Regions from separate parts of the Homo sapiens genome. Here region 2 is linked to region 1. A link is an interaction called in ENCODE POLR2A ChIA-PET data of the cell type or tissue named here. Cell type or tissue: Panc1. All regions are shown on one strand. Each heading gives the region's core, and the rest is flanking DNA. Links, peaks and the distances in the headings are about the cores only.

Region 1 (8,140 bases), core at 3,074-5,573:
TTTTCCCCTAAAACCATAAATAGTTGTGCTTTGCATGTCTTTGTATATGACTTTTTTTTTTAAAGATACATAATCTTGAAGTAAGATAGGTCAGAATTCAAACCACAAATCCAAGCTCTGCTATTTCCTACCACTGTGGACAGGGCAGTAAATGTCCCTGAGCCTTGGATTCTCCATTTATAAAATAGGGTAATACTGATCTCAATATCTTGTTAAATTACATTTAGCCTAAAGCTGCCTCTTTACATATTTTAAGTCTGGCCTCAAGGTTTCTCTGTACATAGTGAACTGTAACCTAACTGGATGTGTAAACATTCTGTAACCTATTCATGTTTTGGTCAATCAGACATGGCCAACTGTTCAAACTGTGTCCAAATAAGGCAACTGTCAAGTTGTAACCACTCCGGTTGGTTCTGTACCTCACTTACATTTTCTGTCCTTCACTTTCCTTTTTCTATACATAAATCTTCTTCCACCACATGGCTGCTTTGGAGCCTCTCTGAGCCTACTCTGGTTTGGAGCTGCCTGGTTCATTAATTGTTTTTTGCTCAATTAAACTCTTGTTAAATTAATTTGTCTAAGGTTTTTCTTTTAACAATGCTTTTATAGAGATTAAAATGAAAAAATATGTAAGGTGCCTAACTCAGTCTGAAAATTATAGTCTGTTTGATTAAGTAGCTATAACAAAGACTCCCAAAGCTACAGCATTTAAGAAATAGAGGACCAGACATGGTGGCTCACACCTGTAATCCCAGCACTTCGGGAGGCCGAGGCAGGTGGATCACCTGAGGTCAGGAGTTCGAGACTAGCCTGGCCAACATGGTGAAACCCCGTCTCTACTAAAAATACAAAAATTAGCCGGGCATGGTGGCACATGCCTGTAATCCCATCTACTTGGGAGGCTAAGGCAGGAGAATCACTTGAACCCGGGAGTCGGAGGTTGCAGTGAGCCGAGATCGTGCCATTGCACTCCAGCCTGGGCAAGAAGAACAAAACTCCATCTCAAAAAAAAAAAAAAAAATAGAGATGTTCATTTTTGTCTCATGTTAATAACAATGATTTGAGTTGGTGGGGTATCTCACTTTATTAAGTTTATCAGGGACCATGATCCTTTCATCTTGTTCTTCTGTCGTTTCCTAGGGAAGAGATATACAAATGATGGCTCCCAGATTGTTTTTGCAAATAAAGTTTTATTGGCACCCAGCCACACTCATTTGTTAACATACTGTCTACAGTTGCTTTAACAGGTAGAGTTGAGTAGTTGCAACAAACCAAATGGACCCCAAAGCCAAAAGTATTTACTATCTGCAACTTTTATTATTTATTATTTTTTATTTTTTGAGACAGGGTCTTGCTCTGTGGCCCAGGCTGGAGTGCAGTTGCATGATCTCGGCTCACTGCAACCTCTGCCTCCCAGGTTCAAGTCATTCTCCCACCTCAGCCTCCCAGGTAGCTGGGACTACCGGTACGTGTCACCACGTCTGGCTAATTTTTGTATTTTCAGTAGAGACAGGGTTTCACCATGTTGGCCAGGCTGGTCTCAAACACCCAACCACAGGTGATCCGCCCACCTCGGCCTCCTAAAGTGCTGTGATTACAGGCGTGAGCCACCACACCCAGCCACTTTCTACATCTTTAGTAGAGTTTGCTGGCCGAGGCTTTGTTATGGGTTAGTCCGTGTTTCAGCTCACTAGGAAGAAGGGCAGCAATTTCCTTTCAGGGTGGAAGTTGCATACATGACATCAGCTCACCCTTCATTGATGAGAACTTAGTCACGTGGTCATACTCAGCTGCCAGGTAGCCAGGATATGCAGTGTGGCCTTGGGCAGTGATATGCCCAGCTCTAATCATATCACTTTGAAAGATGGGAAGAATTAATTCTGGTACAAACCAACAGTGTCTGCCACATTTGTCCTCAGTATGAGCTCCCTTTCCCTTTCCCAAGTGTCAGACTACCCAAAAAATCCACAGTTCTCGTTCCTTCACTGCAGTGCCCTCTAGCTTCTGCTCCTGGCTTTCTTGAGTGTCTCTGTTGTTGCTTCTTATCTCTAATGTCACCCAGTTCTCATTTAATCTTAGCAAGTCCGGTTGACCTTTTAGAAAAACAGCCCTATGATTTATGACAGGGTTTTTCAACGCTGGCGCTTGACATGAAATTCTTTGTTTTAGGAGCTGTCTTGGGCAATGTAGAATGTTGAGTCACATCCCTGCCTTCGGCCCAGTGGATTCCAGTAGCATCTCCCTGTTGTGATGACCAAAAATGCCTCCAGACATTACCAAGTGTCCTTGGGGGGACAAAATTGCCTGTGGTTGAGAATCACTGACTTACAGGTGGATGGGATCTCTACCTTTTGTCCCACCATGTTTTTAATGGTCACCAACATTTTGGTTCAAAGAGAATTCCTCCTTTATAATGATAAATCTCTCTTGGTTTTACAAAGCAATGCTATTTGACTAAATTTAACTTCTTAGGTATTGAGTCTGTATTTGTAGATGTGAAGCTTTTTAACTCTGAGGAGCTCTAGGTAATTATTTCACCCAAATAATCCTATGAACACTAGAATCTATTCTAAAATATCAGATCTAGGCTATGGATCAGGGGAGACTTTGAGGCAGAGAGAAGAGAAGCTGTTTAATTTAGGAGGCAAAAAGTGGGGGCAGGAGGAAGAGAAGCTCATTGAGAAATAGTAAAAAAAGGACTTACTGGAATGTTGTATTCATGGGCAAGAAAATGCCGATTCATTTTACAGTGTGCTACATGATATTCCAGACCTCGAACTTCAGGATGCATTAAAATCACTTGGCACTCTTGTTCAAATGTGTTTAACCCACCTCCAGAGATTCTAGTTCAGTTGATCTGGTGGCAGGAGGTAGTGGGTGGGGTGGGCAGAAATGGAAATTCTGATGCCATTGATCCAATTTTAAAAAATGACTGTTTTAGACTAACTTTTCAGAAACGTTTAAAAATGTTTCTATGTTCATTTAAATAATAGCTGTCAATTGTGATTGAGGAATCACACCAGCATGAGTAGTTTATTTTGTCATTTAGCCCAGGTTCTAATTCATGGCATCTATGCCAAGTGAGGAACAAAGTGGGCTTTGTTAATTGCCTGCCAATACCTTGTTTCCCAGCACAGAACTCTCTAGAAGCTGGATTGCACCATGTGCTTTAGGCTGGAGCTAATGTTTGGCCTTTTATTTCCTCTTCTCTGGATTTCTGCCTATTTTATCTCTTGTCCTTCCCTCCAAAATAAATGATAGGCAGGGCCCTGCTACCGTAGCACCAGGCAAAGTCTATTGGTTACACCCTCCAGTGACCTAGGAAAGGGAGCAGGACAGAGAGGGACCATTTTGGTTGTAAAGATAAAAATTGGAACCAAAGGCAACAAGCCTCAAGTAGTTAATGAGGAACCTTAAAATGATGAGAAAAAGAGATTTTTGAAAGTTAAATTAGTGACTCTAATGAATTCACTTTAGCATGTGATGCCTAATCTCATTCTTGCCTGGTATCAATGACCAGCACCCACCAGTCAAGGCTCCTTTGCCCATGGCGAGGGCAGTTGTTTGGGCCAGCCAGAATCCCCTTGACACCAGAGAGGAGAGGCCAGGCCTCCTGTCCTGAGGTGGAAGCCAGTCCTGTTCTTCCTGTTGCATGGGCAGTTGGAATCCAGAGTGCACAAGAGAAGATAAAAGTCGTGCTTTGCAAGGGAACTGATCTTTAACACAGCAACCTTGGCTGATGAGGCTTAGGTTTTCACAAAGGAGATCCACCTACTCCTCAGAGTTGGTGCAAGCAGGAGGGCAGAAAAAGAATCTAAAATGTGGACAGGGCTGGGAGTGGTGGCTCACACCTGTAATCCCAGCACTTTGGGAGGCCGAGTCAGGCAGATCAATTAAGCCCAGCAGTTCGATACTAGCCTGGCCAACATGGTGAAACCCCGTCTCTACAAAAAATACAACAATTAGCCAGGCGTGGTGGCAGGCACCTGTAATTCCAGCTATTTGGGAGGCTCAGGCATGAGAATTGCCTGAACCAAGGAAGTGGAGGTCGCAGTGGGCCAAGATCATACCACTGCACTCCAGCCTGGGCAACAGAGTGAGAACCTGTCTCAAAAATAAATAAAATAAAATGAAATGTGAACAGGAGTTGGCTCCTGTAGAGACCAAGTCCGAAATCAGATGCAGGGGAATAAGAACCTGACCTTCAACTCTTTCTCCTGCTTTTACGACTTTTCTCCCTTTCTCCTTCTTTTTCCTTCCTTCCTCCATCTCTTCTGTTTTTTTTTTTTTTCCTTTTAAAGACCAAAGACAAATTTTTCATATAGACCAACCTTAAGACAAGCTCAAGGAAGTAGCATTGTTCACACCTCTCCTTTTCTTCTTGTTCTGATATGGCCCCAATCTAGCTTGGGTTCAGTGTTGCCCCCTCATTTTGATACTCACACACTGTTTCTCTATCTCTCTCCCTTCTTTCCTTCCTTCCTTCCTTCCTTCCTTCCTTCCTTCCTTCCTTCCTTCCTCCCTCCCTCCCTCCCTCCCTAGCTCCTTCCTTCCTCTCTCTCCTTCTCTCTTTCTTTCTCTCACCCTCTTTCTCTTTATCTCTCTCTCTTTCTCTTTCTTTCTTGATAGGATCTTGCTATGTTGCCCAGGCTGGTCTCGAACCCCTGGCCTCAAGTGATCCTCCTGCTTCAGCCTCCCAAAGCATTGGGATTACAGGCATAAGTCACCATGCCTGACTCTTACACACTCTGATAACAGCAACTGTTACTGAGCTGAGCACATAGTAGGAGCCTTGTAAAAGCACAGAGTCAGTCAAATGCATATAGGCTGTCTCAAGTTGAAGCAGCTGTGTCCCAGAGGATTACTCAATGCTAAATTTCTTCTGTCCTATGTTACATTCTCTCTTGCTCCCACTTGCTTTGATCACCCACCCATCCTCAGAGATGTGTGTCCACCTGACCTGCCTGGCTCTGGCATTTTTATGAGGTGGTTGTGTTCTGATGGTGATCATGGCCCTGGTTCTAACTCTGCCTCATCCTCCCCATAGTGAGCAAGCTTTTCCCTCCCACCCTGCCCTCATAGCCTCTGTATTTGCGTTGATGTGCTTATCTCTGGGCTGAGAGCTGATTTGGTCTTCCCTGGCTACAGGGCTGAAGTAGGGCTGGTTGATACAGAGGTGCTCGGTCTGTCCTTAAGACCAGGGATGGTGTGTTAGTTTCCTTGGACTGCCATAACAAAGAACCACGAACTGAGCAGCTTCAACAACAGACATTCATTGTCTGAAAGTTCTGGAGGCTCCAAGTCCAAGATCAAGCTGTTGCAGGATTGTGGGCTCTGAGGTAGAATCTATTCTCGGCTAATTTCGTGGCTTCTGGCACTTTGCTGGCGATCTTTGGGATTCCTTTTCTTATAGAAGCATCACCCCAGTCTCTGCCTTCATATTCACATGGCCTTCTCCCTGGGTGCATGTCTGTGTCCAAATTTCCCCTTTTGATAAGGACACTAATCATGTGGGATGAGGGGCGTGTCCTACTCATGTGTGATTTCATCTTAACTAATTACATCTGCAATAACCTTATTTCCAAATAAGGTCACATTCCAAGGTACTGGGGGTTAAAACCTCCACATCTTCTTGGGGGACCCTTAAGAGATGGTGACTTTTCTGTCGCCATCTTTCACATCTGTCACTTGCATCTATTAACCTCTTTCCTGGGGCTGAGACTAGAGTGAAACAAATGAGAACTCATGGGGAACAATAAATTTAAGGGGACATAAAGTAGCTCAGCAGTCAAGATAAATTATATTTTAAATGAAGTGGGTTTTTAAATATATATATATTGTGTCTTTTTTTGGTCAGTTTTTTAGTGTTTTTAATTTTTTTTTTTATTTTTGAAGCAGAGCCTCACTTTGTTGCTCAGGCTGGAATGGAGTGGTACAATCATGGCTCACTGCAGCCTCCATCTCCCAGACTCAAGGGATCCTCCAGAGCCTCAGAGTCCAGATTAGCTGGGACTACAGGCATACATATGCCTGGCTAATTTATATATGTTTTTTGTATAGATGGGGTCTCTCTGTATTGCCCAGGCCTCAATCAGTTCACCCACCTTGGCTTCACAAAGTGTTGGAATGACAGTCATGAGCCACTGCACCCAGCTGTGAAATGTTTTTAAATGTAAAAGTCAATGGGAAAAAATCCATGATGAACAAAATATTAACGTCATAAAGAAAGGCAGGATCTGCCCTCACGCTTGCACGGTGGAGCCTCTCTCATCTCATCCCGTCTTTGCCTGCCCCAACATTGGCTTAATGGGGACTGAGCAAACCAAGGCCCACCCCGCCCCCTGTAGCTGGGACCCTTACCTCTTGTTACCCTTGACTATAGTTTCTTTAACTTCAGAACACAACCAAAGATGCTTTGTTGGATTTTGGAATTCAGAAGGCTTGTTTAACACTAGGTTTGAACCTTATTAATTTCCTACTTCAGTGATTCTCTGCCAAGTCTTTTATACTCCTCTCAAGCTCTGTGTTTGATTAGAATACTTTCATTCCTTGAACTCAGACACTTCTTGGAGGGGGATCTTGCTGATTAGTTTGATGTCATGTGGCCCTGTCAACATTCCTTCATCTTTGCTGTTTTTTTTTTTTTTTTTTTTTTTTTAAATACCAAATGAAGGTGCACTTAGGTACGGAACTCTCTCTCTGGGTGGTGCTCCTTCCCTGGTCTCCTGTAGGGTTGGACCGGAACGCTCTCGGTGTTCACTTCTAGGGTCAGAACACATCTGGAGCAGGATTATGAAGCAGCATTTCCCCTGCAATCTGTCAAACTCGCCAACAACTAGAGAAATCACCCTGATTCCTGAGAGAGATTACCAGGAAGCCTTTTTCAGGGGCAGACGGGGTTATTTTGCCAGTGTAGCAGAAAAAAGGTAAATAACAGGTGTAAACCAAAAATAAAATTCTAAGCCTCCAGAATGACTAAATGGATCTCCCTCTTGGCCGAGGCATTCCAAAGTAAACCTGAAAAACTAGTTCAAGCTGTGATGGGAAGAGGGGCTTGTTGGATAGACCTCCTTATGCCCTCCTCCCTTTGGAATTCAGGCTCAACTGACCAGGGTTAACATTAAAACAGAGATCTTAGGACTGACAAAGCAGACTCTTTGTAGTGGGAAGACACCAAATTCCAACCTGACTCTAGTATAGCATCATAGGACAGATGGCAGGCCCTGAAAGACACTGAAGTATTTTACTCCAAAATAGATTTCTTTGACATCTTTTTAAATGGCCCTGAAAAACTGTCTTTTGTGAGGAAATCTACATTCTGTAGAGAATCCTCTTCCCTTTCTAGGTCTTTACCTCATCTGGGAGATATTTAACTAAGGGTTCGGCAAGTTTTTAGGTCTGATAAAAGACATTTGTTCTCTATTCTCTCTACAGCCTAGAGGCTTCATTTGCATAATGAAATCCCTGGTCTTCACAACCCCTTATCTTAACCTAGAAGACTTTCCTTTCTGTTGATTCCAGGTCTTTGGATAATAACTTAACGCTTTCAACTGATTGGCAATCAGAACATTTTTGAATCCACTATGACCTGGAAGCCATACCCACTCTCCCAGCCTGTCCCCCACAACTGCTTCCAGACCCAACCAATGTACACCTTACATGTATTAATTGATGTCTGCCTACAACTTCTGTCTCTCTAAAAGATATAAAATTAAGCTGTAACCCAACCACCTTGGGCACATGTTCTCAGGACCTCTTGGGGCTGTGTCACGGGCCTTGGTCACTCATATCTGACTCAGAATAAAGCTTCTGAAATATGTCACAGAGTTTAACTCTTTCCATTGACACAGGTGAGTTTGTGTTGCCCACTGCTTGTTATGTGTTACAGTAAGAACGAGATGATCCATTTGCAGAGCTTTGCCTTTTCTGTGGCCAGGTGGGCAGCTGAAGAGACTTGACATGTAGGCCAGTCATTCCATCTGTTCCCAACTCTTTCAGCCTCCTTCTGGGATCCTGTTTTTCCTGCCATCACCCAGCTGAACCCAGACTTTATTCTTTTATAACACACCCCCAGCACACAAATTTATGCACCTACACCAAATTCACTTGCCAGCCACCTCGTTCAATAGCTGTGAATATT
Region 2 (8,140 bases), core at 2,155-4,654, 900 kb after region 1:
TGTTTGTTTCATTACAGTAGTGCTTCCTAATGTGGACCATGTAATAGATATAATAAATGAAACACTATCTGATGATAACCAGGACACTCATTTAAACGACCAGTGGCTTGGCAATATTGCTGCAAATGAGCATCCTGTAAAGATGGCGCCCTGCCCCAGCTGCACATGAATGTAGACACAAAGCTCTGAGATGCAATAAACTAGAGCCAAATACTGAGCATTCTCACAGAGGCAAGAATTACATTTGTACCTCAATTCTCACCGTATCGCCTCCTTGCCCCTTGGCCTCCTGTAAATGCCTGGACCTTTCCTGAACTTCAAAAGAAGTTAGAACCTGCTCATCTGCTGCAAAAGAGAACTCAAGGATAACTACTCCATGCCAAGAAAACAGATGGTCTAATTTCCTGGAAGAAAGGATGGAAGGAAAGGGTTCAAAGGGTGATCGATTTATTTTTAGAGGAAAAAGGTATTGAACAGGGGAGTGAGTTGACTAAATTGTTTTAAATAATAATTTTAAAAGACAGGTGTGCTAGACCAGGTGTACTATTTCCTGAAACCAGATCACATAAAAAAAAGATCTTAAAAAGGAAGTGTGTGTCAATGTGTCATCCCCTTGATGTTGGAAGCAATAAGGTTAACCATTCGCCCCACCACCCTGTTTTCACCACCTGTCTCTAGGTCCTACTGCTACAGCCAGGCAGGATGCATGATGCCTCTCTCCATTGGTCGATACCTTTCCACTCTGACCCAGTAAGGGATTTATTCATCCACTCAAAGGTGCTTTCAAATCTCCCCTATACCAAAGCATAATGTAAAACCACAGAAGTTGTGGGCATATACCTAGAGAATGCTCACAGAGAACGTGAAAGCCACAGGACCTAGCAAATAAGGAAGTTGTTCCTAGGCCATAGTCACTGATGGCAGGGGACATATAGAGTGCACAGGGAAACAAAGCCTCCCTGAGTGCCTTTTTGCAGATTCGGTCCTTAGTGTGAACTAGGAGCAGGAGCAGAAGTGGAGGATGAGGATTTCCCCCAACTGCTTTTCAGGGCCTGGCTCTATGGACTCAAAGGACACATGCCAGGGCCAAGGGCAGAATTGCGCAAGACCCACAGAAGAACAAAGAAGTGGTCTCATAGAAGGAGAAATACGGCCCAGATTCTAACAGAACCTGTTCTCCTACCCAAACTAAACTCAGCATTCTCACCAATTCCAACTAAGAAGAAATTGAATCAATCTTTCTTTCTTTCTTTCTTTCCTTTTCTTTCTTTCTTTCTTTCCTTTTCTTTCTTTCTTTCTTCCTTCTTTCTTTCTTCCTTCCTTCCTTCCTTCCTTCCTTCCTTCCTTCCTTCCTTCCTTTCTTCCTTTCTTTCTTCTTTCTTTCTTTTGCCAAACTCCTGATAAATGGTGCTACCAGGATTGGAACGCAGATAAATTCATTTGTTGCCTAGATGACATTTTAACCATATGGAAACTACATGCAATTCTCATTGCATTCCTGGGTTCCATCCTTTGTTCATTGCTGTCTGCAGTTAAGGTGGCTCCCTTATTTGTGGGGGTTGATTCTCACTATCAAAGCTCTACGACCCCCATAGGGAGAGCAGGTGGGTAGCCCTGCTGATGAACAGCCCAAGTTGAGCTCAATCTGCATGCCCCATGCCTCACATCCAGGCACATGGGAAATGTGCACTGTTGATAACTAGATTACACTTTTACTGCATTCCTAAACATGGCCTGAGTTCATGGCCTTTCAGCCATGGCTGTGACCCCACAAGGGCCTGAAGTCCTTTCCTATGACTATCACCTTCCAAGCACAGCCCTTCTTAGAGAAAGACCTCACTGGAGACAGGAACCATGACTTACTCATCTTCGTAGTTCACACCCTTTGCCCAAGTCACTCCCCCAGTTCCCAGAAGAGTGGCTTTTACATAACCCGCACTCGATAAATATTTATTGAAGTCAATCTGCTGTAGCCGTCTTCATGCTAGCTCTTTGATGGTGCTGAACATCCATGCCAGTCATCTTGAGAATAACAAAGACTGCTTTCCTAAGGAGAAAGCATATATTCCAATGACACTTGTGAGCTCTTTCTGATTACAAAAGTAATGCATATTCATTATAGAAATTTGGAAAATTCAGAAAAGCATAAATAAAAAATACAATAATTAATAATCCCATCATCTACAAGAGAACTGCCGTTAACTTTTTGCTGCTTATTCTTCCTGGTTTCTATGTGTTCTTTTACATATGTAAATTATAAAATTGGGATCACAGTGATTACTATTGTTAATCTTTTTAAGCATAACTGATTAGCTTTGTCATACGTGCCCTTAAATATTCTTGAAGAACATGATTTCTAATGGTTGCAATGTGTTCCACCATATGGATGTTCTAGTATTCTGTAATTTAACCAATTTCCTTTGTTGGGCATTTTGGTTATTTTCAATTTTCTACTGTTATAAATAAGGATTCAGTGAACATCCTAGTCCATAAATCTTTGCACCAGTTTTAATTATTTCCATACGTGAAATTCCTAGAAATGGAATTGTGCAAAGACTAAAAAGCAAGACTATTTTGAAGATGAAAAATGGTTTGGTATGCAGGCCAGAATCTAACTTTATCTATGTGAGGAGATAAAAACCAGATAATGATCTGTTGGCTCCAAGGCATAACCTTTCGAAATCTGACTTTCAGTTCATGGACCTGTCATCTGCCCGGTCTAGGAAAAGACCATCCTCTGTTGAGAGTCAATGCCTCATGAAGAACAGAGACTTGGGCCATGTGCAGTGGCTCACACCTGTAATCTCAGCAGTTTGGGAGGCCGAGGTGGGAGGATCACCTGAGGTCAGGAGTTCAAGACCAGCCTGGGCAACATGGCAAAAACCCATCTCTAGTAAAAATACAAAAATTAGCTGGGTGTGGTGGCGCACATCTGTAGTCTCAGCTACTTGGGAGGCTGAGGCATGAGATTCACTTGAACCCAGGAGGCAGAGGCTGCAGTGAGCTGTGATTGTGCCACTGCCCTCCAACCTGGGTGAAAGAGTGAGACTCTGTCTCAAAAAAAAAAAAAAAATAGAACAGAGACTTTGCTCTAAAGTCTTACAGGCTTGTGTTCTAATCCTGATATGTCCACTTAATAGCCATGTGCCCTGAGCTAATGTATTAAGCCCTACTATCTACAAATACAAAATTGAAAGTAAGACTATTGTGTAGAGAATGGTAACTACCCAAAATTAGTTCTGCCCTTCTTCCTTACTACCATATAGGAAGGTACTGTACCTAGTCAATTTATGACAAAGTTTGTTTCCCATGCAACTAGATGTGGCCTTCTGTATCAGAACTTAATCATAAGATGTCAGGAAAAATTGTTATGGAACTTCTAGAAAGACTTAAAAGCAGGGATAGTTGGAGAAAACCCCTTTTGTACTCCCTCCTGACATGGTTTGGACCTGTCAAACCATGGTGTCCCCACCAAATCTCATGTCAAAGTGGAATCCCCAGTGTTGGAAGTGGGGCCTGGTGGGAGGTGATTGGATCATGGGTCGGGTTTCTCATGAATGGTATAGCACCAACCACCTTGGTACTGCCCTCACGATTAGTGAGCGAGTTCTCATGAGATCTGTCCATTTCAAAGTGTGTGGCACCTCCCCCCTCACTCTCTCTTGCTCCTGCTTTCTCCATATGAATTTCCAGCTCCCACTTTGCCTTCCATCATGAGTAAAAGTTCCCTGAGGCACCCCCAGAAGCAGGTGCCACCATGCTTCCTATACAGCCTGCAGAACCATGAGCCAACCTCTTTTCTTTTACATTACCCAGTCTCAGGTATTTCTTTATACCAATGTGAGAATGGCTTAATACATCTCCTTCCTGATGCTTGGAATGCAGATGTGATGGCTGGAGCTCCAGCAGTCATTTTGGGATCTTGAAATGAAGTCATACTCTGAAAATATCGGTAAAGAAAAGCTGGTGCCTGGGACCCTTGTGATAGCATGGAACTGTCACATCTGCATGGGACTGACTCATTCACACTGCTTTAGCTGACAGTGTAGTGAAGCCAGCATTGTTTTGAGTTTTCCCTTATAGGCAGTCAAACCTAATCCTAACTGATGAGAATACACATACATACATAGTCATTGTGGGGATAAAACAATCTATTAATATGCCTGGCACATAGCAGGTTAGCAGTACAGGTTGTGTCTTTTTTTACATAATTGTATCCTTTTTTACTACCAGAGCAGGTCAACCTTCTGCTAATTCTCTCTCTCTTTTCCTGCAATATGAAGCCACAAAGGACCTCCTTCTCTGATGTCCAGTTGAGGATTTCTTCCTGATAATCTCAGCAGTTTATCTTCTGACATAAATTTCTCCTTCTCTCACTACTTTCTGCTTCCACCTTGAAACCTGGGTTTTCATTGATTTCCTAAGATTTCTGGACTCACACACCTCTTAGGGACACCAAAACCAAATCTGAGTTTTTTCAGTAATGAACTTAAAAATTTACTCCTAACATTTATCATCAATACATAATCATTAATCACACATTACTCCCAATAGCTATTACATACTCAGACATATTTGTGCCTGAAGTTCTAATTTACAGCTTGGATTACCTCACTGACCAGATCTGGCAGATTTCCTGGACTTCAGTGAAAAAAAAAAACAAAAAAAAAACCTTTATTGTCAATTTAGAAATAAGAAAAATACCAATTGCTCCTTCTGAAGTACTGAAGACATGTCACTCAGATATATCTCTGTACTACTTTCTCTTAGTGGACTGAGAATCTGTAACCAGGGCAGATTCTAATTCTTGAATGCTTGAAATTAAATTAATTTAACCAGTCACAAAATAATTAGACTCAATTTGATCAGTTGTTAAATAAAAAGCAAAGCTATTATTTGAATTCAAAAAGTGCCTTCAAATTTGTTTGCAAATACGCATGCAATTATAAATGAGACAAAATTACATTTAACAGTAAAAAATTGGAAACAATTTAAATGTGACAGAGGGTACACACATTATGTTGCAAACATACATATATCAGTTATAAAAGTAACATTTATAAAATAGATAATAACAATAACATGTGTTTTATTATTATTATTATTATTTTGGAGATGGAATTTCGCTCTTGTCTCCCAGGCTGGAGAACAGTGGCATGATCCTGGCTCATTGCAACCTCCACCTCCTGGGTTGAAGCAATTTTCCTGCCTCAACCTCCCTAGTAGCTGGGATTGCAGGCGCCTGCCACCACACCTGGCTAATTTTTGTATTTTTAGTAGAGATGGGGTTTTACCACGTTGGCCAGGCTGATCTCGAACTCCTGACCTCAAGTGATCCACCCACCTCAGCTTTCCAAAGTGCTGGGATTACAGGTATGAGCCACCATGCCCAGCCAAGGAAAACATTTGTAATATTAGGAGAGTAAATTAAATAGATAGATGGCATAAACAGCATGACTATTCTGTCCTTTCTAGTCTTTGCTATCTGCTAATTTTTTCAGTGATTCCCACACATTCATGGAGCATTTTGGCACCTGAGTGAACACATTTCTCTCCACCCTACTTTTACTCAGTGTTCCCGGATGGGATAATTGTCCTAATGCAAGATGCATCTGCCAACATGGTCTATGGATGTCTGATTTTGGGAATTCCAGTGATACGCCTTTCTATGTAGCAACCTACTTCTAAAATCACTCTGGTTCTTACTAATCAGAATTTTTCTGTCTTATAAACCTTAAAATCCAGTATCCCATTTGCTAAGTGAGTTATTATTACAGTTCTCCTACATTCTTACACCCCATACACCATTCTTTAAACTTATTTCTACCGCCAGTCCCTTAATTACTCCCTTTTACTCCCTAACCAATTCCTTTCCTTCCTCACATTTTTTTCCCCCTTCAAGCAGTACACTCTGCATTCTCCATGCTCCTTTGGTTTTCTCTCGACCTCCTTCCCTCCTGTTCTGTGAAACATCACCCTTGCACTGACCCAAACACCAGAGTTCTCTGATTCTACTTTTGGGCTGCTGAAGAGATGGACCCAGCCACACACACTGGTATTGAGTCATGATTTCCAGTCTCAGCTGAGCCCAGTGCTCCCTGCTCACATTCTGAGATGTTCCAATTCCTAATTATTTCAGAAAAAAAAAAAAAAAAAAACCCACACCCTTCTATTCATCAATATTCTCCTTCCCGCTTCCTTGCTGACTGATCATAAGCAGGGTCCTTCTTCTGTCTCAAATTTATCCCTTATTTTTGAGGCCCTCATGTCCCATTCCCCAGGACGCTCCTCTGTCAATCACTAACCATTGTAGCTTCAATCTTTTTTGTCAGCCTCAGAACCACTCATTTGCTGTCATCTCAAAAAGGATGTGTTTGCCTCATGTCCATTCCAGCTGCCAGTCTTTGATTTTCCTTCCAGAGCCAAGCTACCTAAAATAATTACCAACACGTGGTCCCAGTTTTTAACCTCTTTTTCATTCATCAATGTCTCAAGTCCCACCTTTCCCCCCAAAACTGCTCTCCAAGATTACCAAGTGACCATTTTGTTGCTCAGCTCAATGGATAAACTTCAGTCTTCATTGCATTGACTATTCTGTAGACGTGGATATACTTTCTTTTGTTGGGTTGGGGTTTTTGTTTTTGTTTTGGGAAACAGCTTTATTGAGATACAATTTACATACCATAAATTAATCCATTCAAAGTGCCCAATTCAGTATTTGTTTTAGTATACTCAGAGTTATGCAGTCATCACCACAGTCAATTTTAGAACATTTTCATCACTCCCAAAAAAAGCCTAAACTCTTTAACATTCACCCTCATTCCCTTCATACCCCTCCCCAGCCCTAAGCAATTATGAATCTACTTTCTGTTGGTACAGTTTTACCTATTCATGTTTCATATAAATGGAATAATAAATCATACAATGTGTGTGTTTTCTGTGACTACTTTTTACTTAGCACAATGTTTTCAAGGTTCATCCATATTGTGCTAAAGCTCACCACTTCATTCTTTTTCATAGACAAATAACATTCTGTTGTATGAATATACCACATATTATTTATCCATTCATCAATTGGTCGATATTTGGATTATTTCCACCTTTTGGCTATTATGAATAATGCTGCTGTGAACATTTGTTGCAGAGATTTTTCTGTGGACATATGTTTTATTTTATGCTGAGTATATACCTAGTAGTGAAATTGCTGGGTCACATGGTAACTTGAAACTCAAACTTTTTAAAGAACTGCCAGACTATTTTCCAAAGGGGTTGCACTATTATGTGTTCTGACCAGAAGCATACGAGGTTTCCAATTTCTCCACATCCTCATCAACACTTGTTATTATCTGTCTTTTTTATTATAGCCAGGTGAGAATAACATAGTATCTCATAGTGGTTTTAATTTTCATTTTCCCGATGACTAATGATGTTGAACAACTTTTTAAATCTTTTTTAATTAATTTATGAGATCCTTTATGTATTTTTTATGTAGTTTATTGTCAAATAAATAATTTGCGAATTTTTCCTCCTATTCTATGGGTTCTAGTTTCACTTTCTCAATGGTGTCCTTTTAAGAACAAAAATGTTTGATTTTGATTAGTCTAATTTACCTATTTTCTCTTTTATTATTTGTGCTTTGGTATTATATCTAAAAAACACCATCTAATCTGAGGTTATCAAGATTTTCCTCTACTTTTTCTTATAAGAGTGTTATATTTATAAAACTATAGTTTTAGTTATAGTTATAACACCCTTATAAGTGTTATAGTTATAAAACAATAACACTCTCATAAGAAAAAGTAGGGGGAAATTTTCATGACCTCAAATTACATTGCTCTTACATTTAAGGCAATAATCCATTATGAGCTAAATTTTGTATATGGTGTGAGGGAAGGGTTGACCTTAATATTCTTGATACTTGAAACTCTGCTTTCTTGGCCTTCAAGATTAGATTTCCCTAGTTTTCACCCTGTCTCACTTTACAGCCATTTAGTTTCTATAAAAAGTGTTGTTTCTTCTCCAATGTCATTGGACCCTAGGTTTCTATTGTAATTATAGGTTCAATTTTAACTCCCTTATTTAATTGTAAGATTGAGAACAGAAACTTCCTTATTTGATTTTATGTTCACCAAAGCCTCTG

The links. ChIA-PET counts read pairs that join two places held together with the same protein. Peaks named below come from ENCODE experiments on the same cell type or tissue, not always from the same donor. Only the 100,000 strongest peaks of a DNase experiment are listed, where the experiment ranks them.
Region 2: POLR2A ChIA-PET joins it to region 1 with 7 read pairs; 2 of 35 experiments call an interaction of 5 or more read pairs at or near these places.

The regions. Positions count from the first base shown.
Region 1 is chr10:33,064,972-33,073,111 of GRCh38, forward strand. All of the region lies in intron 2 of ITGB1-DT (ITGB1 divergent transcript), which reads left to right. Among named protein-coding and RNA genes, the nearest start is that of IATPR, 48 kb to the right of the region's middle. In Panc1, for the core only: no CTCF peak of the experiment used is centred there; no DNase peak of the experiment used is centred there; H3K27ac peaks cover 490 bases.
Region 2 is chr10:33,965,285-33,973,424 of GRCh38, forward strand. No RefSeq gene overlaps it. Among named protein-coding and RNA genes, the nearest start is that of LINC02629, 65 kb to the left of the region's middle. In Panc1, for the core only: no CTCF peak of the experiment used is centred there; no DNase peak of the experiment used is centred there.